7 separate regions of the Homo sapiens genome follow, and all the other regions are linked to region 1. The links are chromatin loops, found by intact Hi-C in ENCODE. Cell type or tissue: PC-3. All regions are shown on one strand.

What was found. Peaks named below come from ENCODE experiments on the same cell type or tissue, not always from the same donor. Only the 100,000 strongest peaks of a DNase experiment are listed, where the experiment ranks them.
Region 2: a loop joins it to region 1, with 7 times the contacts of the local background. A loop is called at or near these places in 11 of 110 quality-filtered maps.
Region 3: it touches region 1 in a loop (8-fold over the local background); 5 of 110 quality-filtered maps call a loop at or near these places.
Region 4: a loop joins it to region 1, with 3 times the contacts of the local background. A loop is called at or near these places in 2 of 110 quality-filtered maps.
Region 5: a loop joins it to region 1, with 4 times the contacts of the local background. A loop is called at or near these places in 3 of 110 quality-filtered maps.
Region 6: a loop joins it to region 1, with 4 times the contacts of the local background. A loop is called at or near these places in 4 of 110 quality-filtered maps.
Region 7: it touches region 1 in a loop (4-fold over the local background); 3 of 110 quality-filtered maps call a loop at or near these places.

What each region holds. Positions count from the first base shown.
Region 1 is chr13:101,452,295-101,456,294 of GRCh38, reverse strand. It overlaps ITGBL1 (integrin subunit beta like 1), which reads right to left and starts at 3,620. Exons shown (of 11, transcript NM_004791.3): 1 at 3,364-3,620; 2 at 2,195-2,412. The coding sequence starts at 3,461. RefSeq lists an enhancer at 3,538-4,000. In PC-3, CTCF peaks have their summits at 2,147 and 2,347 (motif pointing right); DNase peaks (open chromatin) are centred at 224, 1,394 and 2,194; H3K4me3 peaks cover 3,166 bases; H3K27ac peaks cover 4,000 bases.
Region 2 is chr13:101,142,565-101,146,564 of GRCh38, reverse strand. NALCN (sodium leak channel, non-selective) reads left to right here. Exons shown (of 44, transcript NM_052867.4): 16 at 1,669-1,805; 17 at 3,344-3,485. Among named protein-coding and RNA genes, the nearest start is that of LINC00411, 200 kb to the right of the region's middle. In PC-3, a CTCF peak has its summit at 1,558 (motif pointing left); DNase peaks (open chromatin) are centred at 244 and 1,544; H3K4me3 peaks cover 529 bases; H3K27ac peaks cover 950 bases.
Region 3 is chr13:101,209,903-101,213,902 of GRCh38, reverse strand. All of the region lies in intron 13 of NALCN (sodium leak channel, non-selective), which reads left to right. Among named protein-coding and RNA genes, the nearest start is that of NALCN, 200 kb to the left of the region's middle. In PC-3, no CTCF peak of the experiment used is centred here; a DNase peak (open chromatin) is centred at 2,432; H3K27ac peaks cover 2,074 bases.
Region 4 is chr13:101,251,048-101,255,047 of GRCh38, reverse strand. The region is part of intron 11 of NALCN (sodium leak channel, non-selective); the gene reads left to right. Among named protein-coding and RNA genes, the nearest start is that of NALCN, 160 kb to the left of the region's middle. In PC-3, a CTCF peak has its summit at 2,243; no DNase peak of the experiment used is centred here.
Region 5 is chr13:101,755,742-101,759,741 of GRCh38, reverse strand. All of the region lies in intron 3 of FGF14 (fibroblast growth factor 14), which reads left to right. Among named protein-coding and RNA genes, the nearest start is that of FGF14, 160 kb to the left of the region's middle. In PC-3, a CTCF peak has its summit at 2,088 (motif pointing right); a DNase peak (open chromatin) is centred at 2,111.
Region 6 is chr13:101,512,672-101,516,671 of GRCh38, reverse strand. The region is part of intron 2 of ITGBL1 (integrin subunit beta like 1); the gene reads right to left. Among named protein-coding and RNA genes, the nearest start is that of ITGBL1, 62 kb to the right of the region's middle. In PC-3, a CTCF peak has its summit at 1,792 (motif pointing left); DNase peaks (open chromatin) are centred at 1,781 and 3,781; H3K27ac peaks cover 805 bases.
Region 7 is chr13:101,622,043-101,626,042 of GRCh38, reverse strand. The region is part of intron 7 of ITGBL1 (integrin subunit beta like 1); the gene reads right to left. Among named protein-coding and RNA genes, the nearest start is that of ITGBL1, 170 kb to the right of the region's middle. In PC-3, no CTCF peak of the experiment used is centred here; a DNase peak (open chromatin) is centred at 2,402; H3K4me3 peaks cover 1,182 bases; H3K27ac peaks cover 1,843 bases.

The DNA.
Region 1 (4,000 bases):
GATTCTGCTCAAGGCCCTGTAGAGTAAGTTTTGATGGGCATCAGTCAGCAAGATGAGAATAAAAAATGAACTTCATTATTCCATTCAGTATTAAAATAAAGAGAAGCATTTCATCTTCTACAGAAATGCATGCATAACCAAACAAAACCATGCTTGACTCAGTCCTGCATTTCGTATCAAGAAGGAAGGAATGCAGTGACTAAGATGCTATGAGTAAACAACATATCATTTTCTATGGGAGGGAAAAAGGAATGCTGTCTACCACAGCATTCCTTCTGCATAGTTTCTCGGAGAAAAGCACCAGCCTAGGTTCTTCAACAGGGAAAGTGAATCTGACGACACTCACAACTTTCACCAGTTAAAGGCTGCATCTTACCTCTTACTTCTCTAATAAAACAAGAGAAAAAGCCCTGGAAAATTTGTTCAAAATTCATGATATTGAAGAGGGCTTGCCAGAGGCCATAGGTCAGAGAAGCCAAGTAACAGTCAAATTTGGAATGAAATATTAGGCGGTAACTTAGCTTTCATTCCAAAGGGCTACCCTTAATTATACTGCGGTTTGTAGGACTGCGAAGTTAAATAACAAGTTGTGGCATCCAATATTTTAATTTTATTTATTAATTTATTTATTGAGATGAAGTCTCGCTCTGTTGCCCAGGCTGGAGTGCAGTGGCATGATCTTGGCTCTCTGCAACCTCTGCCTCCCAGGTTCAAGCAATTCTGCCTCGGCCTCCCAAGTAGCTGGGATTACAGGCACATGCCACGACGCCCAGCTAATTTTTGTATTTTTAGTAGAGACTGGGTTTCAGCAAGTTGGCGAGGCTGGTCTTGAACTCCTGACCTCAAGTGATTCACCTGCCTCGGCCTCCCAAAGTGCTGGGATTACAGGTGTGAGCCACCCCACCCAGCATTCAGTATTTTTAAAGAGTTGATCCACAGCCTTCACAGGGAAAACAAATCAAGTAGATGCACCTGCGCCCCTCCAAATTTCTTCTATGACTATTTTTTGCATTGCCAAGCAGCCTGCATATTAAGTAACTTATACACTACTGGGCCCAGGTTCCGAGAAAAAAATATTTTGCTATAAACTCATTCTTGATCTTTCTATGTTAGTGTTGGCTGTCTTATTATTCTTAGCTACATTGAGGGTAAAATAAGTGGCTGGTTTTTCCTACAAATTTGCCAAACCCTGGCTGGAATGCATTGTGTTGTGCTTTCACTAATGGAGTTCTGTGTCACTCACAAGGCACTAATTGAGGCTCTTGGCCTTAAGTAAAACGACACAGGTAAAGAGGTTAAGGGTGTTCTCTGGGAAGGAATTTTTTGACCCTTTCCAATATCAGAACCTGAATCACTCCTTAAAAATGTGCAAGGGAAATGAATGTATTTTCACTCCACCCTCAGAAAATACCAAGTTTCATTGCAACTCAAAAATTCAAGCAGCTAGAACAATGCAAGAACAGTCATTCTAAGTAAATATGTGCCCGTTTACTTTTTTCCTTGTTACAGTTTTCTGATATGCACTCCTGCCTGTGAACTATATTCTAATAATGAGAGGGCAAATCAGGCTTCAAAGACAAAACCTGCCTCCCTAGAATGGAGGAAAATAATACATTCCCCCTCCCACTGTTTCCTATGTAAAATAAAATACAGGCCTAAGATCTACAAATATTATCATTAACATTCTTGATAGGGATAGGAGAACCCAGTAAAATAACTCCATTTGTGAGGACATTGGGGAATTTAGTCTATAATGAGGAACTTTAGAGGCAAGTGAGATTTTAGAATTAAGCAAATGACGGCCAGGTGCAGTGGCTCACGCCTGTAATCCCAACACTTTGGGAAGCTCAGGAGGGAGGATAGCTTGATTCCAGGAGTTGGGGGGGGGGGGGGGGACCAGCCAGGGCAACATAGCAAGATCCCAACTTTAAAAAATCATAATTACAATAAAATATATAATTAAGTGAATGAATTTTTAAAACTTTACTTCCATTCAAGTTCAGAGCCTGGGGGATAAAAGTGTTGTGATAAATGATGCCAGAATTAACTAGCCAAAGTGTGACAATCGCAGTAACTTAATTGGTGCTTATGTGAAGGGAGGCGTGTCCCCACCCTTCACTCTTCTAGGGAGTGGCAGAAATCCCAGAAGAGGAGTTTCGACCTCCCGAGGGAGGAGACAGCGCCGCCCTCTTACCTGCACAGGTGCTCCCGTCGTAGGTCTCGCACACCCACTCATGGCACTCACACAGGGGCCCGAAGAACATGCCCGGCTCAGTCACGTGGCAGATGCAGACGCCGCAGTCGCAGCGGCCCCGGCCGTGGCACAGCGCGGCCCCCGGGGGCTGCCCAGGTGCGCGGCAGCGTCGCTCCGACTCGGCCCGGGACAGCCTGCAGGCGGCGCCCGGCCAGCTCCTGCGCGGGCGACAAGCAACCGGCAGGCCGGGTCAGACGCGGACGCCGCCCCCTGCTCCGAACCCACGTTTCCTCCCCAGTGTCCCCTCCAGGTGCAGACGTACAACCCCAAGAACAGGACGCCTGAGGCCCACATCTCTCTGGGGTCCAAGCGCTGCCTGGAAGGGCTGTATTTTCCCAAGCAAACAGGTATCACCCACCAGAGAAATGACCAGGGCCCAAAATGTGTAATGGGTGACCTGCCCCCGGACACAGGTCCTTCCTCCAGGTGGACAGAGGTGAACTGCCCTGCTCTTTGGTAGTTTATCACTAAATCTTATATGCACATTTAGATTAAATACAAAGTAATCCAAGGTACGGCACTCAGCTGACTTTTCAGTTCTCCTTTAAAAAACGTCCCACTGCTATCTGATGGCCAATGGGCACTTATATTACAGAAGAGAAAACGTGAATCTATAGAAAGAGTTAGACATGCTATGATAGCATCGGGCATAATTTGCATTAAGCAGTCTTTAGGAACTCTACTTTTAAAAAGTTTAGTTTCACTATTGCAGTGTGCCTCACTCAGTCTCTTTCAGGATGATACAAAATGTAACACAGACCTCCTGTTGCTGCCCTTGGGAAACAGATCATTCTGCTTTACATGTTGTGAGAAGATACTGGTACACATAGCATTTTAACTCACAGCAGGAATTCCTCCTGATATGTATTTGCAGAAAAGAAAATTATATTTTTATTCAATGATTGCATTTTTCCAAAGGAAAAGCAAAAGGACAGACATGAGGCAATACACGCTGTAGATATAAGGAGAGGAAAAGGAACAGGTTGAAAACAGTTTATCCCTTGTCCAATTTAATAACAGCTCTTGGCTTAGGGCAGCCATCCTGCAAGCTTGAGCCCTGCCACATAAGCAGGGCAGGTCTGTACTGAAGAATAACAAACCAAACTTACCTCAGAGATGGCGAGAAGCTTTGAGGAACAGCTGACAACCCAGCAAAGAGAAGGGAGGACGCCAGCAGCAAGAAGTTCCTGAAGCCTGGGGGACGCATGCTGAGCTCCTGGGCTGCTCCGGGCGAGCTGCACTTCTGCAAGGTGGGGTTCACCGAGGGAGGCGGCAGGAGGGAGAGGTGCCACCAGCAGATGGCTGGGCAGACGGACCCACGGACACCCAGGCTTGCAGGTCCGGGGCTCCAGCCGGAGTTGCAATTGCGTTGATGAGCTGCCTGCGAGGATTTGGGCAGCGGCACTGCTCTGGGCGGGGTGCTGGTGCCAAACCCCTCAGTGGAGAGTCTAGGCAGGGAAGTAATTAGAAACAGTTGTACAAGCAGATGGTTTATTTTGACATTAAAAAAAAAAAAAGTGTCCTGTTCACAGATTTCAAGTACGGGCCACAGAAATATTTGACAAGAGAATATTTGGACTGGCCGATATTAAAGAAACCTTTAAAATAATCCCTGAGTTGTGGAGAAGGGTGAGGCCAGTGACAGTAGTGGGAACACTTGGGTAGGGAATTACTTTCACCACACGCTTTTAAAGTAGATGCACTCTTTGGAGTTTGGGTTGGGGCCGGGGCAAGGAAATCTGACAA
Region 2 (4,000 bases), 310 kb after region 1:
GACAAGTATTTTTCTACTAGTTGTATCAACTTTTAGAAAACAAGACTCTTCCTGGTAAATCTCTTTACTCGTGTGTGGAATCATTTTTCTAACTGTGTACCTCTCACAGAGATGCTACTACTTTTTGTTTTGTGTCTTTGGGAGCTAATTCCTTACCATTGTCATCATCATAACCATGGAACTGTTGAGAACGTGCCATTTTGCACACATTACTGCGTTGAGCACTCCAGTTAGGAAGGGAGGAAGGCAACGAACAGCAGTGACTCCTTCTCCAAATAAGATTACCATCTAAGACAGAAAAACCAAAGGCTACCCACAAAATCAAATCAGACTTACAAATGGCTAAGGTAAATGTTTATGTTACACAAAACAAAAACATAAGAGCGATTTCTGCAGCCTAATAAGAAAACCAGAAATCAGGATGTATAATCTCATCATGAGCTCACAACCAATAGGATAGTTGAGTCATCCATCATATTGAAATGGGAATGTTTCCCCAAAAAGAAGCCCTCCTGTTCTCCTTAGCCAATTTGTATTTCCACATATAGGAGGGATGCATTGCCATCTCTCTTCCTGTTTTAAAAGCTCTCTTGGCCTCTAATTCTTATCTTTCCATAATTCCTAAAACAAATTATAGAGTAAAACCATACCCAACAAGGAGGTAAATGAGTGGATGATTTTTGAAACCCACCCCCCAAATCCCTCCAAAAAGGCAGCCTGAATTACATGTACTCTTTGAAAGGCATCAGTGTTAAAAGATGCAGTTTGGGAAGCCGGGACAGAAGACAGGGCAGACGTGGGGAAGGGTGTTCCACTCTGCAGAAGGTCCTGGAGAAGGGGAGAGGTAAACAGAAGTAAAGAGGGACTCCAAGAGACGTCGGCACTGGGAGAGAAAAAGAGAGCATAGGAAAGTATAGCATGAATTCTGGAAGCCACAGTCCACCTTTGTAGTATCTTAGTTCAGCCTTGTTCCAGTTTATGATGTTAAACCTGAGCTTCCCTGAAACTCAATTTGTAGAAATATAAATATACACTCTTAAATAAATCCATTTGATTGTCATTCCTCACAAAGATATCATATGGCATTTAAGTTCGTCGTGTCCAAGCATGTTTGCAGCCAAATGGAAAACTCGCTGCATGGACCAAATGTGGTATTTGTGTTTTGAGCTTTTCTGTTTTAATCTGCTAGGCGACATAACCAATTTTCCTGCCATTGTCTCTCTTTACAAATGCTACTACTTAGTATGATTCTGTAGTTAATTTTTTTTAAATTTTTCATGGTTTTTAAAAATTTTTAATTCTAGCGTTAGGCATGTGTAAACAAATTTTATTGTTTAAATATGCAAGTAATAGTAAACCATTAAAAATGTCTGAGATGAAAAGAGACTTGTCTTTGGGAATAAAATGACATAAAGTTTTCCTTGAATTTTTTTCTGGTTTAGTTTTTTTGTTGTTAAGTTTTGTTTTTGTTTTTTCTGTTAACTCAAAAGTTTTAGCTCATAGAGCAATTTATGGCGGGCAAGAGAGGTATACTTGGTAGGCCTTTGCTGCCATCTACTGGCATTTCATGTAATTACTTATTGCTTCCATTCTAAAACTAATTTTGTGTAACGTATATAATAGTATTATAGGTTCCCCCTTTTTTTCTTCTTTCCAATTTTTCTTTAGTTAAAGCAAAGTGAAGCAAATGCGGACACCAAAGAAAAGCTCCCTTTACGCCTGCGAATCTTTGAAAAATTTCCAAACAGACCTCAAATGGTGAAAATCTCAAAGCTTCCTTCAGATTTTACAGTTCCTAAAATCAGGTACCAAAATACTTCTTTAATTGCATATTTCACATATATTGTAAAAGATTCATCATCTTAAATCTGATTTAACCCTTCTTTTAAGTATATGTGGGTTGGGTTTCTTTCTATTTTATTGTCATCTTTCTACTACCTCTACCTCTATTTAAAATAAATAAATAAATAAACAACTTTGACTCTTTTAAGCAATGTATTCACAGAAGAGTCACTTTATAACTGCAGTAGCCTAAGCAAGAAGGCTGCTTCCCATCGCTTCTCTCTGGGATGACTCCTCGGGAATGGGACATCCCAGGAAACTGGAGAAGCTGCTCAGTGTTGCAGGGATGGCAGGTAGACATCAATCTCAGACCCCAACCGTATGAGACTAAAATTGCCTCTGTGGCCCTTTTATTTTCAAGCAAACAGGGAAACCACAGCTGGCCCAGTTTGTGTACTACTACAGTGTTTATGGAGCCTACCATGTCAGGTTACCATATATAATTTGCCTTCCACTTTTTAAAAGAAGAACCGTGGCGTTTTTCCACTCATACTGATTTGATTTTCTACCACGTTTGCCCTCCAGTTAAGCAAATGCATAAAAGATGCTTTAAACACCTATTTTTAATAATAAAAGGAAATTCTTCTAGTTATAGCTCAAGAAATTACAAACAGAATTACAGTAATATGTTACTAGCTTTAAAAATAATTCTGTGGGGGGTTATAAAAGTATGAGACTATATATGGTGCCATAATATTTAAAATTCGGGTAGAAATATATTTGCATTTCTAATTTTAAAAAACAAAATTAATTGAATTTGGTAATTTGAAGAGACGTTACTTGAATTTTCGTTATGCTTTGAAGATCAGATGAACGCACTTGCTTTTGAGTCTTAAAATGTAAAATTCTCTCTTAGTCATTCTTATGATAAATGGACATTTAGAGAGAGCAACTAATTCTTCCAAGTCTTAGAGGGGGAAAAAAAGTGTTTTATTACCACAATAAGATTCAAAAAACTGGGCTGGGTGCGGTGGCTCACACCTGTAATCCCAGCACTTTGGGAGGCCGAACCGGGCAGATCACCTGAGGTCGGGAGTTCGAGACCAGCCTGACCAACATGGAGAAATCCCATCTCTAGTAAAAATACAAAATTAGCTGGGCGTGGTGGCGCATGCCTGTAATCCCAGCTACTCTGGAGGCTGAGGCAGGAGAATTGCTTAAACTCGGGAGGCGGAGGTTGTGGTGAGCTGAGATTGCACCATTGCACTCCAGCCTGGGCAACAAGAGTGAAACTCCGTCTCAAAAAAAAAAAAGATTCAAAAAACTACCATCGGTTACTGAGTAATATTGCTTGAAAGTTATTTCAAGGATATTGCTTTTTAAGCAGGAGTCACTGAGTTTCAGGAAGCTGTTGCTAATGAAATATTTTAGTCATGATCTAGTTTTCTATGATCTTTTATCACTGCTTTATCTTTGCTCAAGCAAACTCATCATTGCAAAATGCTGTCACTTGCTCCCTTCCACTAATAATGCCTGATGCACATATACTTCATTTGCAAAGGGAGAGTTTTATGAAGCAGTTTATTGACCGCCAGCAACAGGACACATGTTGCCTCCTGAGAAGCCTCCCGACCACCTCTTCCTCCTCCTGCGACCACTCCAAACGCTCAGCAATTGAGGACAACAAATACATCGACCAAAAAGTAAGATCTGCTGTTTCGAATAACCAGGCTTCTAAAAAGCATCTATGTTTGAGAAAAGAACCGCAGAGTTCTTTAGGGTCCTGGAATCCAATTTCTCAAGAGAATAATGAAAATAAAATGATTTCATTTGTAAAAGATATCATGAAACCTAACATTTTTTACTCTATGCATTGAAATTTTGCATTTGCCCGTGTAAGCTTTTGAGCTGCGCCACGTGGCAGCCATGCGACTTTGTAAACATCAAGAGCCTCCCAAATCTGCATTTTCTCAGGTGCGGAATAAAGGGCTGGGATCTCCAAGGCTCAGTCCAGGTGTAATGACCTGCCATCTCCTGCAAGTACAACTGCTTATGTCTACTTATTACATCAGAGAGGATACGAGAGCATGTTTCTCTAAAATCGGTCGAAAGAATTGCCATTTATTCAATGCTTAGTATGTGGCAGGAACTTAGGTGCAAGAGCTTATTCATGTTCTAGTTTACCTATTTCTTTATCATTTGAAAAGTAGAAGGGAAA
Region 3 (4,000 bases), 240 kb after region 1:
TAGATCCTTGAGGAATCGCCACACTGTCTTCCACAATGATTGAACTAGTTTACAGTCCCACCAACAGTGTAAAAGTGTTCCTATTTCTCTATATGCCTCCAGCACCTGTTGTTTCCTGACTTTTTAATGATCGCCATTCTAACTGGTGTGAGATGGCATCTCATTGTGGTTTTGATTTGCATTTCTCTGATGGCCAGTGATGATGAGCATTTTTTCATGTGTCTTTTGGCTGCATAAATGTCTTCTTTTGAGAAGTGTCTGTTCATATCCTTCGCCCACTTTTTGAAGGAGTTGTTTGATTTTTTCTTGTAAATTTAAGTTCTTTGTAGATTCTGGATATTAGCCCTTTGTCAGATGGGTAGATTGTAAAAATTTTCTCTCATTCTGTAGGTTGCCTGTTCACTCTGATGGTAGTTTCTTTTGCTGTGCAGAGGCTCTTTAGCTTAATTAGATCCCATTTGTCTATTTTGGCTCCTGTTGCCATTGCGTTGGGTGTTTTACTCATGAAGTCCTTGCCCATGCCTATATCCTGAATGGTATTGCCTAGATTTTCTTCTAGGGTTTTTATGGTTTTAGGTCTAACATTTAAGTTTTTAATCCATCTTGAATTAATTTTTGTATAAGGTGTAAGGAAGGGATCCAGTTTCAGCTTTCTACATATGGCTAGCCAGTTTTCCCAGCACCATTTATTAAATAGGGAATCCTTTCCCCATTTCTTGTTTTTGTCAGGTTTGTCAAAGATCAGATGGTTGTAGATGTGTGGTATTATTTCTGAGGGCTCTGTTCTATTCCATTGGTCTATATCTCTGTTTTGGTACCAGTACCATGCTGTTTTGGTTACTGTAGCCTTATAGTATAGTTTGAAGTCAGGTAGCGTGATGCCTCCAGCTTTGTTCTTTTGGCTTAGGATTGTCTTGGCAATGCGGGCTCTTTTTTGGTTCCATATGAACTTTAAAGTAGTTTTTTCCAATTCTGTGAAGAAAGTCATTGGTAGCTTGATGGCGATGGCATTGAATCTATAAATTACCTTGGGCAGTATGGCCATTTTCATGGTATTGATCCTTCCTATCAGATGGATAAGACTTCAGATGGATAGACTTTTTAAAATGAGCATGATCTAGGGCAGGCCATCCCAGTGTTTGCCTTTACTGTCCGCAGCCTCACAGTCTTTTGCCTTTGTTTGCATTGAGGATATTGTGTCCTCTTTGAATGTCATAGCCTCAGCTTTACCCTCCCTCAGTCTGCCACACCACTGAAAATCATCTTTCACAAAATATCTGATATACCCATTTATGATGAAGATAAATAAATCATGTTCTTGGTTTTTCATTCATAATTCTATCAACATTCTTTATGCAACACAGCTAGGAAGCATACCGACATGAACAAATGTACTCACTGCCCTCTTTAACTATAGCATTGTCAAGAACCCAAGGAAGGACTGAAACAACTCATCCCATAGTAGAACACATAAGAAAGATCTCAAGTAAGCCAAAGGTGACATATGCTACAATAGATGTACTCAGTTCTAAAGTAATAGCAAAGACATTTGGGAGAGTATTTTAAAATTCTGGGAATTTACTGTGTGCCTAGCACTTCCAAATATCAGCTCATTTAATGAGAGAAAAATATTGCTTCCAGAGAAGGAGGTGTGCAGAGCTTTATAAAGATTTGTCTTTAGGGGTGAATATAATTTCAACAGGTAGAGATTTGGGTCATGGCATTAGATGAAGGCATTCCATATAAGAAAAACCAAATGAGTAAATTAGAGACATGGAGAATCACAGGCATGGAGGGACATATGACCAAAGGATGGCAGTAGCAATGGGAAACCAGACATGGAGGGTCTTCAGTGGTTGGAACTGTGACACAAGGGAGCTTTTGAAGATTTTTACTTTATTTTTTTTAATTTTTTTTTTCTTGGAGAATAGCAGAAGAGCTATTTTGAGGAAAGTTACACTGGAAGAAATGTTATTTCTATGAGGAGGTATTTTCATTGAACAAAATTCATTTTTATTGATGAAAGACAAGAATTTATGATCAGTTGATAAATTTCAGGCATCTTTGGAGATATTTTATATTTTTTTCTGTGAGGCTGTTACTGTGTCAAATCTTTCACAGTTTCATAAAATTGAGTCTCATCTGAAGCTTTAGGCCAGATTGTTATCCATGGTTGAGCATGACTCTGCAATAGAAACTAACAATTTGGCTTATTTTAAAGTGATACCATGAGATATATATATATATATATAGTTTATTGTCATTGTCTCCCCCCCCAAAAAAAACTGTAAAATTAATTTTCATTATTTCCTTTCTACTATAACATTAGGGTTTTTTTTTCCTTGCTCCTGTTGGAATTTATTTTTGTGGTGACTCATCTGTGGCATAATGATGAAATGATAAAATAATATCCTGTGTACTTCCTTTTAGAGGATGAATCACATAAAATTGGCCATCTTTTCCTGCTGTTGTATATTAATATCATTGGTCCACTGAACTGCAATGATCAGAATTATGACTTTCCTTGAATAAAGCATCCTGTTTCCTACCCCTAACCCTAGAAGAGTACTCTTTCAGGGAGAACCTATTTTTGCAGCTCATCTTATTTTGGTAGTTTTTCACCAATCATCTTATTTGCAATTTCCCAACTATTTAATTGCCATCTTACATTAATATTATTTTAATAATCAGACTGTTCCATTGTTCAAATTTTAAAAATAAATGAAAGTCATTAATGAAAAGTATTGTCTCATTCCATTATAATGAGCTTCCTCAAGTATGTTTTCAGTGATGAAAACATGACCGTGTTATTAAATATTTTGTGGATTCTTGCCTACAAAAAGAGGACAGTTCATACATTTGTGTCTGTATGCCTTTTAGCTCTACTGCATAAAGAATGTCGGTGGAATTTTGAACAACAAAACAGGCACATGATTTATGTAGTCTTGCCTACAAAAAATACAGTCTGTAGTGAGACTCTATTGTCAGTCTCTCATGGCTACCCACAATTTCCTATCAATAAAACAGGATAATAATACATAACTTAGAGGATTGGTAGGAAGATTAAAGGAAGTAACAGGTGCAAAGTAGTTAGCACTGCGCCTGCCATGTAAACAGGCACTTAACAAGTAGTAGCAGTTGTCCTTCTTAAATGCATGGAAAGCCCATGTCTTAGCATGGCATGCTGAATTCCTAGCAGCACTGAGGTAGCCCAGCATCCAAGGGTAAATGACTGGAGAATTAATGGAATGGTGGGCACTCAGTTTTCTGTGTTGTATAGAAAGTTTAAAACTTTAAAAATAGTCCCCAATTCCAGTTTAGGAGATTATTTTTAATCAGTCTTTTGCGACTTTCCAGACAAATGCAAAAGGTAAAAAAAAATCATATTACAGAAAAATAAGACAAACCGACAAGTTATTTCCAGACGCGGAAATAGCTTATCATTAACTATTACATATACGGAACTAAACAGAGACCATTCACCCAATGATATGTATATTCATTCTTTCTCTTGGGTATACCCTTCTTGGATGTAACACCCAGAGTCTTAGTGTGCCAGAAGACTAAAATGCCTACTTCTGCAGAGGACTGTCTCTAACATTTTTTCTAGGAATCAATGTTGAAATCTTAATTTCCAGGAAGCATGATGGGATAAAGCATAATGTGTGTACGTGTGTGAGCATGCATCTGGCTGAGCACATGTGCATGCAGATGGGGGTGGGGAAGGAGAGAGGGACCCCCTCTAAGCAAATGGAAGCTAATGGGCTGCATCCTATAATCTTAAATTGTGCAATACAAAAGGAAAAGCAGAGCAGGTGGGACCAGATGCAGAAAGAACCTTAGTAGCTAGTTTAGATGGAGGTCTGCAGTATTGCTGCTGTGGCTTTTGCTGTTGCTTCTTTGTGTTGTTATTTTAGTTTTCAGAATTCCGGAGAAAAAGGCAACAGGCAAAAGATAAAAATCCTGCCTCAATCCAACAGAAATGTACTTGCTAAATTCC
Region 4 (4,000 bases), 200 kb after region 1:
TGTGGGAGGAAACTTTGAGAGGTGGTGGATATGTCAATGGCATTGATGGTAATGGTTTCACAGGGGTACACTTATTCCCAAGTTCATCACATTGGTACATTACATGAATGCAGCTTTTAACATGTCATTCATTCTTTTTTTTTTTTTTTTTTTTTTTGAGACAGAGTCTCGCTCTGTCGCCCAGGCTGGAGTGCAGTGGCGGGATCTCGGCTCACTGCAAGCTCCGCCTCCCGGGTTCACGCCATTCTCCTGCCTCAGCCTCCCAAGTAGCTGGGACTACAGGCGCCCGCCACTACGCCCGGCTAATTTTTTGTATTTTTAGTAGAGACGGGGTTTCACCGTTTTAGCCGGGATGGTCTCGATCTCCTGACCTCGTGATCCGCCCGCCTCGGCCTCCCAAAGTGCTGGGATTACAGGCGTGAGCCACCGCGCCCGGCCACATGTCATTCATTCTTAACAAAGCGGCAAATCAGTTAACCAGCTAAAAACTAACTTGAAATCCTGGAAAAATAAATAAATAAATAAACTAGGTAGTGGTGATTTTGTTGACTTAAACAACCAGATAGACCCCATCAGTGTACTCTTGAACTACTTAAGCATTCTGAATTTGTTCCACTCTAGGTTTTGGGGTTTTTTTGTTGTTGTTTTTGTCTCCTTTTTTTTTTTTTTTTTTTTTTGAGACAGTCCCACTCTGTTGCTCAGGCTAGAGTGCAGTGGCACCATCTCGGCTCCCTGCAACCTCTGCCTCCCAAGTTCCAGTGGTTCTCTTGCCTTAGCATCCCAAGAAGCTGGGATAACAGGCACACCCAGCTAATTTTTGTATTTCTAGTAGAGATGGGGTTTCGCCATGTTAGCCAGGCTGGTCTCAAACTCCTGGGCTCGAGCGATCCATCCATCTTGACCTCCCAGAGTGCTGGAATTACAGGCGTGAGCCATCACTCCTGGCCGTTCCACTCTGTTTTTGATTTTGTGTGTTTGACTTTCCCCAAGTATGTTTCGTTTTTATTCAGATTACATTGCCATTTCTCTTTGTATCAGAAACTTATACATGAGACAAAGTGATTTGTTTCAAATGAATGTGAAAAAGTCACTTTAATTAAACTTACTTTTTCATAATATATTCTATTTTTATAAAGTTTATAAAGATGTCTTGAGTTTAGGCCAGGGTTTGGCAAACTCTTTCTTGCAGACCCAGATAGTAAACATTTTGCCTTTTGTAGACCACCCTCTCTCTGTCTCAACTACTCAACTCTGAAATTGTACAAAAGTGAGTGTGTCTCAGAATGGTTGTTTTCCAATAAAACTTTATTTACAAAAATGGATCTTGGTTTAAGCTATAGAAACAGAGAGCAATGTCAAATAATTGAATATTGGATTATATTCAATTATTTAAAATACAAATAAATAATAACATTTTGTGTTAAAGTCAAATATTTTAATACTGACAACAATAAAGCTATGATTTTTGGGGGGCCCATTATGTTCTAAGTGCTTTAAAAGAATTCATTGTCTCATTTAATTCTCAAAATAGTTATAATAACAGCAATTCAAGTTTATAGACTATAATGATGCAGTATGTAAGGCAATAGCATTATGTAATATTTTGAAAAGTTTATTTTAAAAATGGATCACAACAGGTCATGAGCTTTTAAAGAAGTTATTTTTTAAGTTCCCACATATTCCAGAATAAATTATTTAGAAAATCTAAAATAAAGCACTTTACCCATTAAGAGCCAACTCACAGTCTAAAAATCACCCTTTAAGAATAAATTAAGATACTTAGCTTCTGTTGTGAAGCTGGGGACTTGTTTTGTTACTTTGGATTAATTAACCTACATTTAGAATTAGTTAAGAAACAGGAAACAGTTTACCTCTTTTGTAGCCTATGCATAAACAGAAAAAGGTAAAGTTTATTTTCCTCTGTAAGAATTTTAACTTTTCATTGTGATCTAAGAGAATATATTATTATTGCACATTAAATCATATGTTATAATGAACATGATTACATTTTAAAATATATATTATTTTCTTAAGAAATAAAATATAAGCAATATTTTTCTTATTATTATATGAATGTATTTGTATCCATTAGACTGTACATTTAACAAAATTTATCAGCACAGCACAGGAGATTAAAAGCTTTATCTTCTTTTATCTCAATTCTTCTTTTGAGAAACTCACAAACAGATGGGAGAGATACAACAAGGAAGGCAACGGACCTACAGAGAGGCCCAAAGTTAGCTCTGTGTCACCCCCTAGCATTATCCCCAGCTATGTTCTCTGATTTCCTCTAGACCTATCTGAATGGGGAGCTCAATCCTCTTCCACCTCCTGGTGTTAAGTATTAATGAGGACAGTCATGTTTTCCAATGAAGCCAGAGGGGAGAAAGAAGTCCTAGGACTCTGTGCTACATACCCCACAGTAAATTAACTAGAACTCCTCTTACCCTCAACTCTGTCTATCCCTCCTACCCAGCCTACTCCCATATCTCCCCAACTTGTCATCAGCCAGGCAGGCTCTTCCCCTGCTACTCATGCACAGCAATTCCACTCCACCCCCAGACTTGCATCTTCACTTGCTTTTTGTTCAGCAAAACAAAAAGCTCTGCTATTAAGAGGATCTAGATTCCTCAGAAAAGAAAGTATCATCTATTACTTAAGCCCTCTTAGTCCCCCACAGGAAATATTTATTTTAAATACATTCAGAGTTTCTCTGCAAAGATTTCACATGGATATAAAATTTTTCATCTCATTTCAATTATAAAGTCAGAGAACAGAGAGGAAGAAGGGCCTAGTATCCTTTCTTACATGGCAGTTGTGCTTGGTGATGGGGAATCAGAGGTAAATAAAGTAAATAAGATATGGCCATCGATGTGTGACTCTAAGGACCTCTTTCTACTCTTAGAAGCTATAGTTCTGTGAGATTATCTGGTGTAATCTTGAGTGAGGTGTATACCTAAAATTTGTGGCAATAACATGATTTATCAAAGAAATTTTAGTGACTCTACAAGAAGAAATTAAGAACAATTTCCAAGTCAGTGTTTGTCTCAACACATCATATCCATATGAGCAGTTTTAGTTATTAAATCCGTGTTTCCAATAGATCTAAAAATCATTCTCTATTGTGGTAGACTAAATATGTATTAAGTTGTCTTGTCGGAGGGAATGAGTCATAAACTGCCAAGGTGCTAGTTCGCTGAGAGAAGTTACAGCTTGAGAGAATGTTGTTTCTAAAACAGATTATTGATGAAGCAAAACGTGCTGAGACTAAATTAATTTTACACAAATAAGATTTGGGCAGGATTAGACTTATTTATGTCAGATACCTATGATGTCAGAAGCAACCATTAGCCTTTGTGTATTAATATGATTATTTTGCAGGATTCTTTTTCTATGGTTATTTTTCCTTCTTTTTGAAATTTCTATCCTTTGAAAATCTGTGACTTTCTTTTATTTCCTTCTTAATTAGAAAGTATTTCATAAATTCAACACATAGAGAAAATATTATAACCAATATTTGTGTGTCCGTCACCCAGATTTTTAAAAAATTAATAGTTTTTCATGTTTGGGTCAGGTTTTTCAATCAGAAATAAAACATCATTAGTAGAGTAGAAGATCCCTGTGTACCACTTCTTGATCTCCTCCTTCTCCCTAATCCACAGAGAACTATATTCATCATATCAATGCATGCTTTATAATAGTATGAAGTATTAAGGTGCCACTTTTTCAATCCTCATTATATTTGGGAAATTGATTCATGTCGATTGAAGCATGAATTTATTTGTTCTGCATGTAAGGGCAATGGGTATTTCAATTGCTTCCAACTTTTTGCTGTTGAAAACAATACTTCAGTAAACATTGTCATTAGAATTTCTGTGCCACATTTGGGAGAGCTCTTTCTAAATATATACCTAGACTTAAAATTGTGAATTTGTCAGATATGCTCACTTTCAACTTTGCTAAATATTGTTAAATTGAACTTCAAAGTGCTTGTGTCAAT
Region 5 (4,000 bases), 300 kb before region 1:
GAGAAGTGCCATAGAGAACATTGCCTCCTCCCTCTTAATTTTACAGCTGAGCAAACTGAAGCCCAAAAGATTAAGTTATTTTCCCAGGAGTCACATCAGTAAGAAGGTCATATGTAAAATTAAAATAGGTGAGACAGTTATTCATTGAATGATGTGAACCTGTCTTTCCAACCTAGGGATCAGATGTTAAGAATCGTAACAATGGGTCGGAAGGGTAATGGGCACTCAGAGAATCTGTATGAATCCCAGGCAACCAAGCTACTATGGGAGAGAAGAGAAATAGCCCAGCCAGATACAGTCTGCATGGGCTGCACCACTGGCCCCACCTCCGCTAACTGCTTATTGCCCACTGATGCGTTATGATCTTTAGCCATCCTGATCACTCTTGGATTCATCACTGCATTCTCTACTCCATCCCAGGTTCCCTAATACATGTACATATATATGTGCCTCACCCCCTCAAGATTCAGACTCCCAGTTGAGAGCATCTCATTGGCCACATGACATCATCTACGGTTCCCTAATTGCTGGGGTTAGTGGAAGGGGACAGAAAAGTTAGGGATAGGCTCTTACCTCTCACCTGTCTTGTGACTCTACCCAAATCAACGTGTGTTTGGATGCAGAATTGTCAAAATGACAATACTCACGATAACTCTGTGCAGTAGTAGCTCTGTTCTGCACTTGACTCAGAAAGCAGTCATAGTCAGAGCTCTGGCATGCTCTAAACCAAGATTTGGTTGGAAATTTGATCTCTCATGGAAAAGGTGCTTTTGTTATTGTTGTTTTCTCATGGAAGAAGCAACCAAACATCTGTTGAATCTTTAAGTCAGATTGTCTCAAAGCATGTTGGAAACAACACCTACATCAGAATCATCTAGGGTGCTTATTAGAGCAGATACCTCATCCCTCAACCCAGAACTGCTGATTTGAAATTCATGGGGCCCAGATACAAATGCACACTGAATTGTGAGGACTGCTGATCTATACTCAGTCACTACATATGTTCCTGTAGGATGTTACATCCTTTCATGGACTTTTTCGATTTGTTGCCAACCACATAGAGAACTAGAAAGTTAGGTCAAGAAATAAGAGAAAGTATTAGGTTTAGATTTCTGGGTGCCAAGCAAGCCCTGCAATTATTTAGTTATTGTGTCTTTATGGTTACTGTATCTTTATTGTTACTAGGTCCACATAGTTACCATGTTATGCTCTACAAGGGCAGAAGAGTAAAATATATTAAGCTACTAGCAAGTGCTCATCATACTCACACTGAAGGAATTTGCTAGCAAAAGCCATATTTGCATTCTAACTTGGTGCAGTGATTTACAAAGTGTGGTCCCTAGACAAACAGCATCAGCATCACCTGGGAACTTGTTAGAAATGCAAACTCGCTCCTACTCTGTCCCCAGACTTACATTTTAACTAGCTTTCTGGGTGATTCTGATGCATGCTAAAGTTAGAACTGCTGCTCTCAGCTTCCATTTCCTTGTCTGAATAAAACAATGATAATTGATCCTTCATAGTTTTTCTTTAGATTATTTTCTGTTGTCATTATAAAACTAAGATAATGTACAAAAAGGCACTTAGTTCAAGGTAAGTGTTCAATAAATAGTAAGCATATTATTGAGCTTATATTTAATTTACAAACACTGCTCTTATTTTCTAATTGTTTAACTTCAAGAGAATCCACAGGTTGCCTACAATATAAGCAGTCATGTTAGATGTTTTATATATATAAGTTCTAAATGGGATGCAGAAGTTCTAAAATTGTGATACTTAACCAGGAAAATGGCAGATTTTTATTCTTCCATTTTAGAAATTAGGACCAGGCTACTTACTTTTCTACTGTCATTTAAATCCACTTTAAGGTATTCACAATGACTTTAACATGACATTAATAAGCTTAGTGGGTCTTTGAATTTCTTAATCCCAGTTTCCTGGGGCTAAATACAATAATCTGTATCTCTTCATCTTTGACACGCTGATAAAAATCCCTGAACCTGGATTTGCATTTGGTTTTCAAAATCAATCATTTTGCTATTCAAAGGCAAGGCAATTGAGTGAGGTTTGAGATTGAAATACATATCAACCCCACTAGAGGGTGACCTTTATCTAAATCAGGGTGCATATAAAGTAAGGGCATCTTCTGTAGCCATCTCATAAAATTGGATTGTATAACTGTTTACTCAAGGTGAAGGAGAGGCTGAGAAGTGATTCTTACATGAATAATTAATAACTTTCAATTTCTAAATAATCTATTAGTCTTGTGGGAATATTTAAAACCAAGCTATTGCAAATTTCTCAGTTTGTATTTTAGGATAAAATTCCTTATTAATAAATTCAGCTCTGAATTTTAAAATTATCTGCTTCAATTCCAATTCAAAATATATTCCCCCCTTTTCTCCCAAAAGACACACACAACTAAACATATGAGAAAATAGAACCCCAAATTTGTTTCATAAAAACAAGCAAACAAAAGGCTATAGGACTTTGTTAAGTTTTATATGGTGATTTAGAAATAAGACAAACATATTCTCTAGATACCAAAGGAGAAAAAGAAAATCCAAATGTTCACATAGTAATTAGAGAGCTCAGTTTAGGTCAACCTTAAGAAATTAATGTTGAACACCATATTTGGTTTATCTTTTATAGTTCAGATTTAGAAAGTAAAACATTTGTGTTATAACTCCTCTGCTAAAATCTCTCGGTTTGATATCAGAGTTCAATGTTATTCTTAAAACCACCTCAATAAATATTTTTTTGTAGTACTTAAAATTTCAACTCAAAATTTGCAACACTATGAATACAAGTAATATTTATGTATTCTGAGCACTTTTTATACTAACTTAATTTTTTAAAATTTGATCTTTAATAATTATTGACAGAAAAAATCTGGGCTCAGGATAGTGCCAATTGTATGAAAATATGTAGATTCAACTGTTATTTGCTTCTTTTCTAGGACAGTTTTTTGTTTGTTTGTTTGTTTGTTTTTTGTTTTTTTGGTGGTGGAGGAAGGAGTCTTGCTCTGTCACCCAGGCTGGAGTGCAGTGGCACGATCTCAGCTCATGGCAACCTCCGCCTCCTGGATTCAAGCAGTTCTCCTGCCTCAGCCTCCCCAGTAGCTGGGATTACAGGCATGTGCCACCGCACCCGGCTAATTTTTGTATTTTTAGTAGAGACGGGGTTTCACCATGTTGGCCAGGATGATCTCAATCTCCTGACCTCGTGATCCGCCCACCTCAGCCTCCCAAAGTGCTGGGATTACAGGCGTGAGCCACCGTGCCTGGCTTTAAGACTATTTTAAAGAGTGTTTCTAGAACACTGAATGGTTATCTTACAAATAAAAAAAACAACTAAACTCATGCAAAACAAGACTACGGCAATTAAACTTGGATTCTCAGGTACAAATGACTTTCATTTTTATCTACCTCTACAAGCCAGAAAAATAGCATATTATAAAAATGCATTTCTATTAAAACACAAAGAAAGGTTTTATGTGGCATGAATTAGTCTAAAATAAATTTTTAACTTTAATCTAAGTTCATAAGGAGATATTAACTTTGGAAAAAGGTAAGTCTTTGAAGGATGGGTGGCTTTATCATTATTGTATTTTTGAAGGAAGGTTGCAGTCTGAATTGAAACCTTTCTTCCAAGAAAATTCAGCCTGCTGTGCTCTCGTACTAAAATAGTATCTGTAACAATGGCATATGATTTTTATATAGAATTGGGAAGAGCTACACTAATAACTTTTACAATCTCTCTTGTTCATGTATTATTTACCTGAGAATAGCTACTCCTGTCTTTAAGATTAGGTACTTTTTCCATTAATTAAAAAACTCCCATTTTAAAACTATAGAAGACGTTCTTGAAAAGTGTATGTGGGTTGAGAATAAGCATATACTCTTATCACTAACCCAGCCTAAAGCTGACATGGGGCTAAACTTTCCTTTGCAAATTAGAGTTGAAAGAGAAAAAATGCAATTCAATTACTTCATGAGGA
Region 6 (4,000 bases), 60 kb before region 1:
GCTTGTTAATTCAAAGACTTCTAAGAGGAACATAATACAGTTAGCTTTTGGGCTATGATAATATCCAGTCACTATCAAAATTGGTTGTTGCATTTTTTCTACCTTTTCTTTTGCTTGTGCATATTTTTAAAATGCAGTCAATTACTAGTTGCGATATTGTGGATTTCCTTGAGCAGAAATTGAATGCAAATGCCTGGTGAACATTATCAGATCAAAATCCCACTGAATCATCAGGACAAACTGGACTGGATTTGTTACTATGTGATTCTGAATAAAACTATTCAAATTTCCAAAATAGATTGTATACAAAGATAGTTTTATAACCGCATTTCATTTAGACATGATAATCTAACCCTAGAGATTAGAGTGCTTTTTAATCACAATTGTCTCATGAAAAGAAAGCAAAGGATGGGACAGAGGAGGATTTAAACAAAGAAAGCCTGCTTTCAGAAAAACCGTTTTAAAAACACATATCAAAACATAATTCAAAACACTGCTTTAAAACTATTTCAATAAATACAAGGTGCACCAAAATTAGCTCATTTTTATTCTCTTTTTCTAAAGAAAAAGTACAATCAATAATTCTCAGACCAGAATAACATAATGGATAAAAAAAGGGGAACAGATTGTTTTATTTTCTTCTGCAACACAACATTGCAGTCTCACAGTCAAAAAGACAGCATCTAGGTGTGGGTGTATAATTGAGTTAGTTAATCAGGCCTTCCATGTTGCTATCCTCTTTGATGCACATTTAAGTGCAGAAATATAAGTAATGTGTTCTAGAAGAAAAGCAATTGAAAAAGGTAGAATGGTTAAATGCCATTTTCGGTTACTGATGATAAATGAATTGTAATTTTTAAAGTACATCGCAGAGAAGATCAATCTGATGACTCATATGAAATGTTTCACCTAGATTCAAAGAGTTCCTAAAGAAACTTCAAAGTCTGTTCCGCTGTCAATTACAACAGTTTCACTATTGGCTAACCCTACCCTCTACTGCACAGCAGAAATATGTCTGCATACATAAATACTTTGGTCAGCACCTGGTCAGTACAAAACCAAACAAATTACCATCAATGAAAGAAAAAGAAAAAAAAATGGCAGATACCTTTGCTGCTTCTAAAACCCTGAGAGGTATCCCAGCATGTCTCAGTAACTGCAAATGGTTCTCGGCTAACACAACCCAACAAGAACTAGTGGAAAGACTCACCAACGAAGCAATTCTTTGTTTTTCTCCAATGGAACTATTTCTTACTACCAACACACACTTAAAGAAACCCTACCATCTTGTTGTCTAAAGTTTTGTGTACCATCAAAATGCTGGGCTAAAAAAAAAAATACCCGGGGTTTTAATAGAGGATTATTTATATAGCTAGCTTGTGATAAAAAATTGTACTCCTATGACTAGAATCAGTTGTATTTTACATCATTCATATGTAAATAATGGATTTACATCCAGATTTACTAACATTAATATTTAAAATGTGGAATCACCAATTAAGTATTATAAGTCTTATCATAACCTCCCAAAACAAAGACAAAACCAAACATAATTTCATAACTTTATTTTAATGAAAGTGTTGAGTATCCCAAATTGGTTCATTGTAAGTATTTTATATAAGAACACAATGGGTTTGGAACACTTTCACTCTAGAGAGAACTATATCATAAATTCCTATAATATTTTCTATTTGATGGTGAACTTTATGTTAGTTGCACTTTGTATTTTCATACTTAGATGGAAGGAATATGGGAGCCCTCTGGTGGCCAATATTAAAGTGCTTATTAGTACAACCCAAATTCCCCTAGCCTGGGACCTCAGGAGCAAAGGTGGATAGAAGGAATGGAAGGCATCTAAGTTGGAATAAGTGAGGGTACACACATACCACACCCATGTGTATTCCAGTTTTTAAGGCAGTATATTTAGTGGTCATTTCAGGTTCAAGGTTAAACTTTCATATATGAGGGATAACAAAGAAATTGAAATTCAGACAATAAATAGATGTGATGTTGACAACAGCTAGGGGGAGAAATATGGAAATTTCATAATATTAACAGATACGGTTATTAATAGATACAATTAATTTGTTTTTATATTTCTCATCATTTGTAGAGTAGCTTGTTAATATCTCTCACTACACAAATGACATTAAAGAAGAAATGAGAGACTTTAGGAAATAAATTAGCTCCTAAAACTGATTCCTAACCAAAAAAAATAATAATAATTTGATGTCATTCATGAAACAGCACCTTTGTGACTTAGAAGTGTTTATGCACTTCTAAAGTGATTAGTTTTTTCCAAGGGAGATAATTATTCCCTCTAAAGTACTAAGTCATGGCAATTTCAGTGATGAAACTTAGCAAATTTTTAACAGATGTTAACATTCTGACTGCTTTCAAACTGCAAGTTTCCCTTTATCTTCCATCAAGCAACCAAATTATATCTAACTATTAAATTAGCATACACCAGCCAACACACTTCTTCATACAATGCAAGAATATGGGGACGTTTAGGATAGAATATTTAGGATATAGTTATTTTGTCTCACTTTAGAATGTGTCTTCATTTATAGGTCATCAAATGGAAACACAGAACATGTGTTTGTGTTTACAGATGTGTTAACTATCACAATTGCCACAATAATGCAAAAGATATTAAATTTAGGGCATTAACTTTATATGATGAAATTCACATTGAATAAACAAACACTATATAAATATTTATTTAAATATGCACTTCATTCTCAGTTATTGCAGAAAAATAAAAATAATTATACATTACTAAGTTGTTCTTTGAGATCAGGAGTATCACATGTATGATATTTTCCAAGATCACTTAAATCTAGAATATTGGTGCAAAATAATTACTGCAGATGTGAATAATACATCCTCGTTAACAATTCATTACTTGTTGGTCAATTTCAGAACTTGATTTCATGGGGTCAATGGTTCTTCATTAATTTGAAGTATAATAATTACTGACCATTTTAAAGGCTTTAGACTTAGAAGTGCAAGAGCATTATAAAGGCAGAGGAATTCTAGCCATAAGTAATTTTGATTAATGAAAATGATTTTAAGGAGTATATAATTTCTCTTTTAAAATTATAACATTCTCTTAAAGACATAATACGTTGGATAAAATTTTTGGTATTTTGTCTTCCAATGATCATCATGATCAACAACAAAATTTTGGCACCATGTAATAATTTTCTTAAATTTCAGTGTACACAGGAATCACTTGGGAGGCTTATTGGATCCCCAAGCTCCATACCCAGTAATTCTCATTTAGTCTTACTGGTCTTACTGTGTACCTGCCTTATGCCATAAGCAGTTGCACACCTACCCAGACTCATCAATATCACCTTCACAGTATAACTCACATCTGTCACACCTGAGAGGCATTTGTTACATACTATGGGGGCAACACTTTTTCATTTTTATTTTTAAATATCCCTCTTCACACTCTCTGGAATATCAGGCAAGTCCTAGGTTCCACTGAAGAAAAAGGAATTATACAAACCCATTACTCATAGAGGGTTCCTTAGGGGTGTGTGCCATAGTACTGTACACTCAAAGGCTGTTCCTTTAGAAGTTCTCATCGATAATGCCTAAATAGGTGGACCCATAGTTCTTGCAAGTTAAAGTTGTTGACAAAATGCTTGCCAAATGAAAGAATGCAAGATTTTTAGCAAAGAAAGAAGCCCCAGACAAAACGATTCACCAGCACAAACAAAAGAATTTCCTGCCACACAAATGGGCAGGACACCAAACCACTGCTATGTCCTGGTACAGGAAACACCCAAGCAATCTTTATAATTTATTCTGTTATAATATATTCTGAATCCCAGCTTCAAAGAATGAGGCACAGATGCAGGACCTGGGGGAGGCTTTAGCATGCAGATTGACTTAAGGGAAGGTAATTATAGATAAGAATCCACATACCTCAGAACATTCAGAACAGAAAAGACATCTTCCAGTCAAAGAATAACTACATTTCCTT
Region 7 (4,000 bases), 170 kb before region 1:
CGAAGTTCTACCATTTATTAGCCATGTGATCAGATCCAAGCCATTCCCTTAAGTTCTCCTTTCTCCCTGGGTAAAAGAGAAATCTACCGCATTTTAAAAATACATTATAGGGTTGATGAAAAATACATGTGCAGTCTTTAGAACAGTGTCTAACGCATCATTAAATGCTCAATAAAATTAGCCATTACTGGCCGGGTGCGGTGGCTCACGCCTGTAATCCCAGAACTTTGGGAGGCCGAGGTGGGTGGATCACCTGAGGTCAGGAGTTAAAGACAAGCCTGGCCAACGTGATGAAACCCCGTCTCTACTAAAAATACAAAAAATTAGCTGGGCATGATGGCAGGCTCCTGTATTCCCAGCTACTCAGGAGGCTAAAGCAGGAGAATCGCTTGAACCCAGGAGACAGAGGTTGCGGTGAGCCTAGATCGTGCAATTGTACTCCAGCCTGGGCAACAAGAGTGAAACTTCATCTCAAAAAAAAAAATTAGCCATTACTATTATTAGAAATAAAATACTGAGTGGGACCTGATGAGCCCTTGCAGTGCAGTGTAGTTACACAACTATCGAGCTACCACTGCAACCCTTAACCTACAGAAGAAGCAATATCATCCCTTGAATTCAAATTAAGTCTGTATATGATTTGTTCCTGGCCGGCTGAGTTTTCATTGGCAAAGCAAAGACATACGAAGGCTTAACTGGCAGGAATATAATGAATTTAGAATTTGAGCAGCTATATGGAGAATCCACCCATTTATAACTAAGAAGTTCCTCAACGGCTAAAGTCTGTGCCAAGAGTGTTTACTAAGTCAATCTGTACACAGCAGGGCTGCTGTCACTGGGCTTATTTCTGTCACTTTGTGACACCAGTGCTCCATCAGGCATGATGATTAAATCTACAACCTTTCATCTGGTAAAACAGGAAAGGTAATTTCAAGAGTTGCAATTGCATCACTGAATGTCTCTTGCTTTAAAAAATAAATATGCTGTCTTTGCCTCTGCATTTATCTACCGGCAGGGAACCATTATATACTGACAATGTTCTGTTTCAGAAGCATTATCTCTGAATAATTACCTGTTCCTTGTCTCCATGGAAAGCTGTACCGCAAAACCTCTTTTAATTTGGTATATGGCAGAATTCACAGATTGTATTTTATTACTATAAAAAAATACCTTTCTCCACCCCCTACGAAAATGAAGGTAAATGTTAGCCACGTCATGAATGATGCTGCAGTTTGGAACATTGCAGCCCCCTGATGGGGAGGTTCTCCTTCACCTTCCGGAAGCACTCATCAACAAAGGGAATCTGTGGGTGGCTCCAGCTGGTTGCAGGGACCAGAATTTGAAGGGAGAGGAAATCCCTGATGCTGGGCCTTCCTGCCTGATTCTCCAAATGGTGACAGGGATAAAATGCAGAGGGGTAGTGAGCGCTGTGTCAGGACTCGGCAAAGAGAAAGCACAGATGTTCACTGAGCTCTTCTCCCTTTCATTTTATTCTACCTCTGTTTTTCTTTTGGTCTCAATTCATGAGCAACCCCAGGTCAATCTGTATCCTGAGTCCTCACCTCCCTTCCATGGACAATTACTTCATTTCCTTTGGAATTACAGACTATTTTAAAATGCTTTCAGGTGAACACTTCAAGGCTCAGAGCAGGGAAAATAAAAGGAAGTGTAGTTATTGGGGCATAAAACATAAATGTTTATCTGGAGAGGAGTGGTTTGGAGGGAGCTGTGATTCAGGAAGTAACGGTGTTTGCTTTCGCTAAAGCAATAGTTTTCACATTTGCACAAGAACAGAAAGAAACCGGCAGAAACATTTCATTCCAAATGAAAGTATTAACAGATCCATGCTAAATAAAACATATGTAAGTGAATTTGCCCAGAGAAAGCAGTAGGTAGGGTAGGTAAAGCTCAACAAGCCCAGATTTCTTCTCACTCTCCAAAGCAACCTAGTAAACATCTAAGCATATCTCCAGGAATCCTGGTGGCTTTAGGTCATCCTGTACAAATCACTAAGCCACATGAATATAAGAGATTGTATACATTGTAAACTGGGTGGGGGGAGATGTTTAGCCAGTCTAATGGAATGCTTACAAAATTTGTTCTTTTAGCTGTTTTAAGCAATAGGGTTTTTAAAAATGGGATTTAAAACAGGGCCAGAAGGCCAAAAACAGGCCCAGAAGGCCAGAAGGTATACCCAAAAAAACTTTCATTCCTTTAAAATATTCTACAGTCAGACTACTTACCACACTGCCCTGATGATCTCACCTAATGTGAAGGAGAAAGGTCATTTGTTAATTGTCCACTTTTAAATCATGAGTCTCCCTTTAAATTTGTGCTCTGCGAAGGTTAAGTGTGATTACAACAGATTTCTTTACATCTTTGAACTACAGTGACTCACGGTGAACCCACTGCCTGTCCTCAGATGAAAGTCAACAGGAGATTTGAGTTATATAATTTTATAGAATCATCTTACCAGGAATCTGTATGGGAGCCATACATGAAGGAACAACTGTATTTATCAGCCTTTTATAAAAATAATGACATAATGCTTCTCCATGTGTAATGAGAAGTGTATGTATCTCATAACAAAATGACAATTGTATGTTAGATAATTGGGTAGGAATAAGAAACTAATTTCAGTACACAAAGATATGAAACTTGATTTTATTTCACAAACATTTTTATGACTTTTAGAGAAAAGTGTAGATAGTTTTATTACTGTGGGCCTTAAGAGGTAATCTCTGAACATTTTTTACAAGTTGTTGATTATATAGTTAACATTAGCTTACTCTGTCATGGGATCAAGCTAAATTATAAACCTCGGATTGCATTATCATATTAATATTTAATATTTTAAAATTTGTAGTAAATTATTTTTAAAGGGAAAGATCAAAACACACAATTTAAATAGAGAATAATATTTATCCTAGTTAACATTAACAAGCGTCAGTGATTTTCAAAAATCACGTTATTAACGAATTCAAATTGTTTATCTGCAAAATATAATCTAATCTCAATTAGAGAAAACAAGCATAAATAATGAAAAGTTCTCATATTATCTGCAATTGTCTTTGATATTAAGTCACAACTACAGGAAAACACACACACACACACACACACACACACATACATACCCCACACACACATCCCAGCCTCATTTCAGATTCAATTTTCTTTTCCCTTCCAGATCAGTGCTGGGGAACCTAGAACTAACTGAATACTAGGCTAGAGGCCTCGTATTAAATTAAATAAAGATTTTCTATTCATGGATCTCTAACTACATAAGAATCCATGTTTAGAACCAGTTCTGTAATTACTGGTACATGATCATTTATTTAAAAGAAAAAAACACTGGATCCATCTGTGCGCTCATGTAGTCATTTGTTTCACAGTCAATCATTATTCTTTATTCAGTCAAATGTTTGCTAGATTCTAGGTTTTAGAAATACAAAGAAAATCAACACTACTCATGGAGTCAGAGAGACCAACACCAACAAATAATTATAGTAAACGGCAAATACAAAACTAAAAGTGCGCACCGGTTTAGCTGGAATATGGAGGAAAATGTGATCACAGCTACATGTGAGGTTGCATTTTTTTCAGGCTTACAAGGTGTCAGTGGTTATTCTAGACAGAGAGAAGGGCAAAAGCAAGAACCTAGACTGAATTGGTATTGATGGAAATAGGAATGATTAAATTTATATAGACAGAGACGCTGGTGTTATTACTAGCTGTGTAGGGATAATCATGATACTACCATCATCATGAGGTTGATGAGATTATTAAATGACATAAGTCAAACATTTAGAACAGTGCCTAGAACTCTATAAGTACTCACTTAATGTTAACTACTATTATTCATTAAATCTTCCATCTAATATTAGAAGCCTTGTTTAAGAACAAAAGTTTAATCACATAGATGGATTTCTGGATACGGAGAAAGGTGAAGTCAATCAACACTCTGTGCAGGCAAAGGAAACACAATAAATAGAAATAGAAA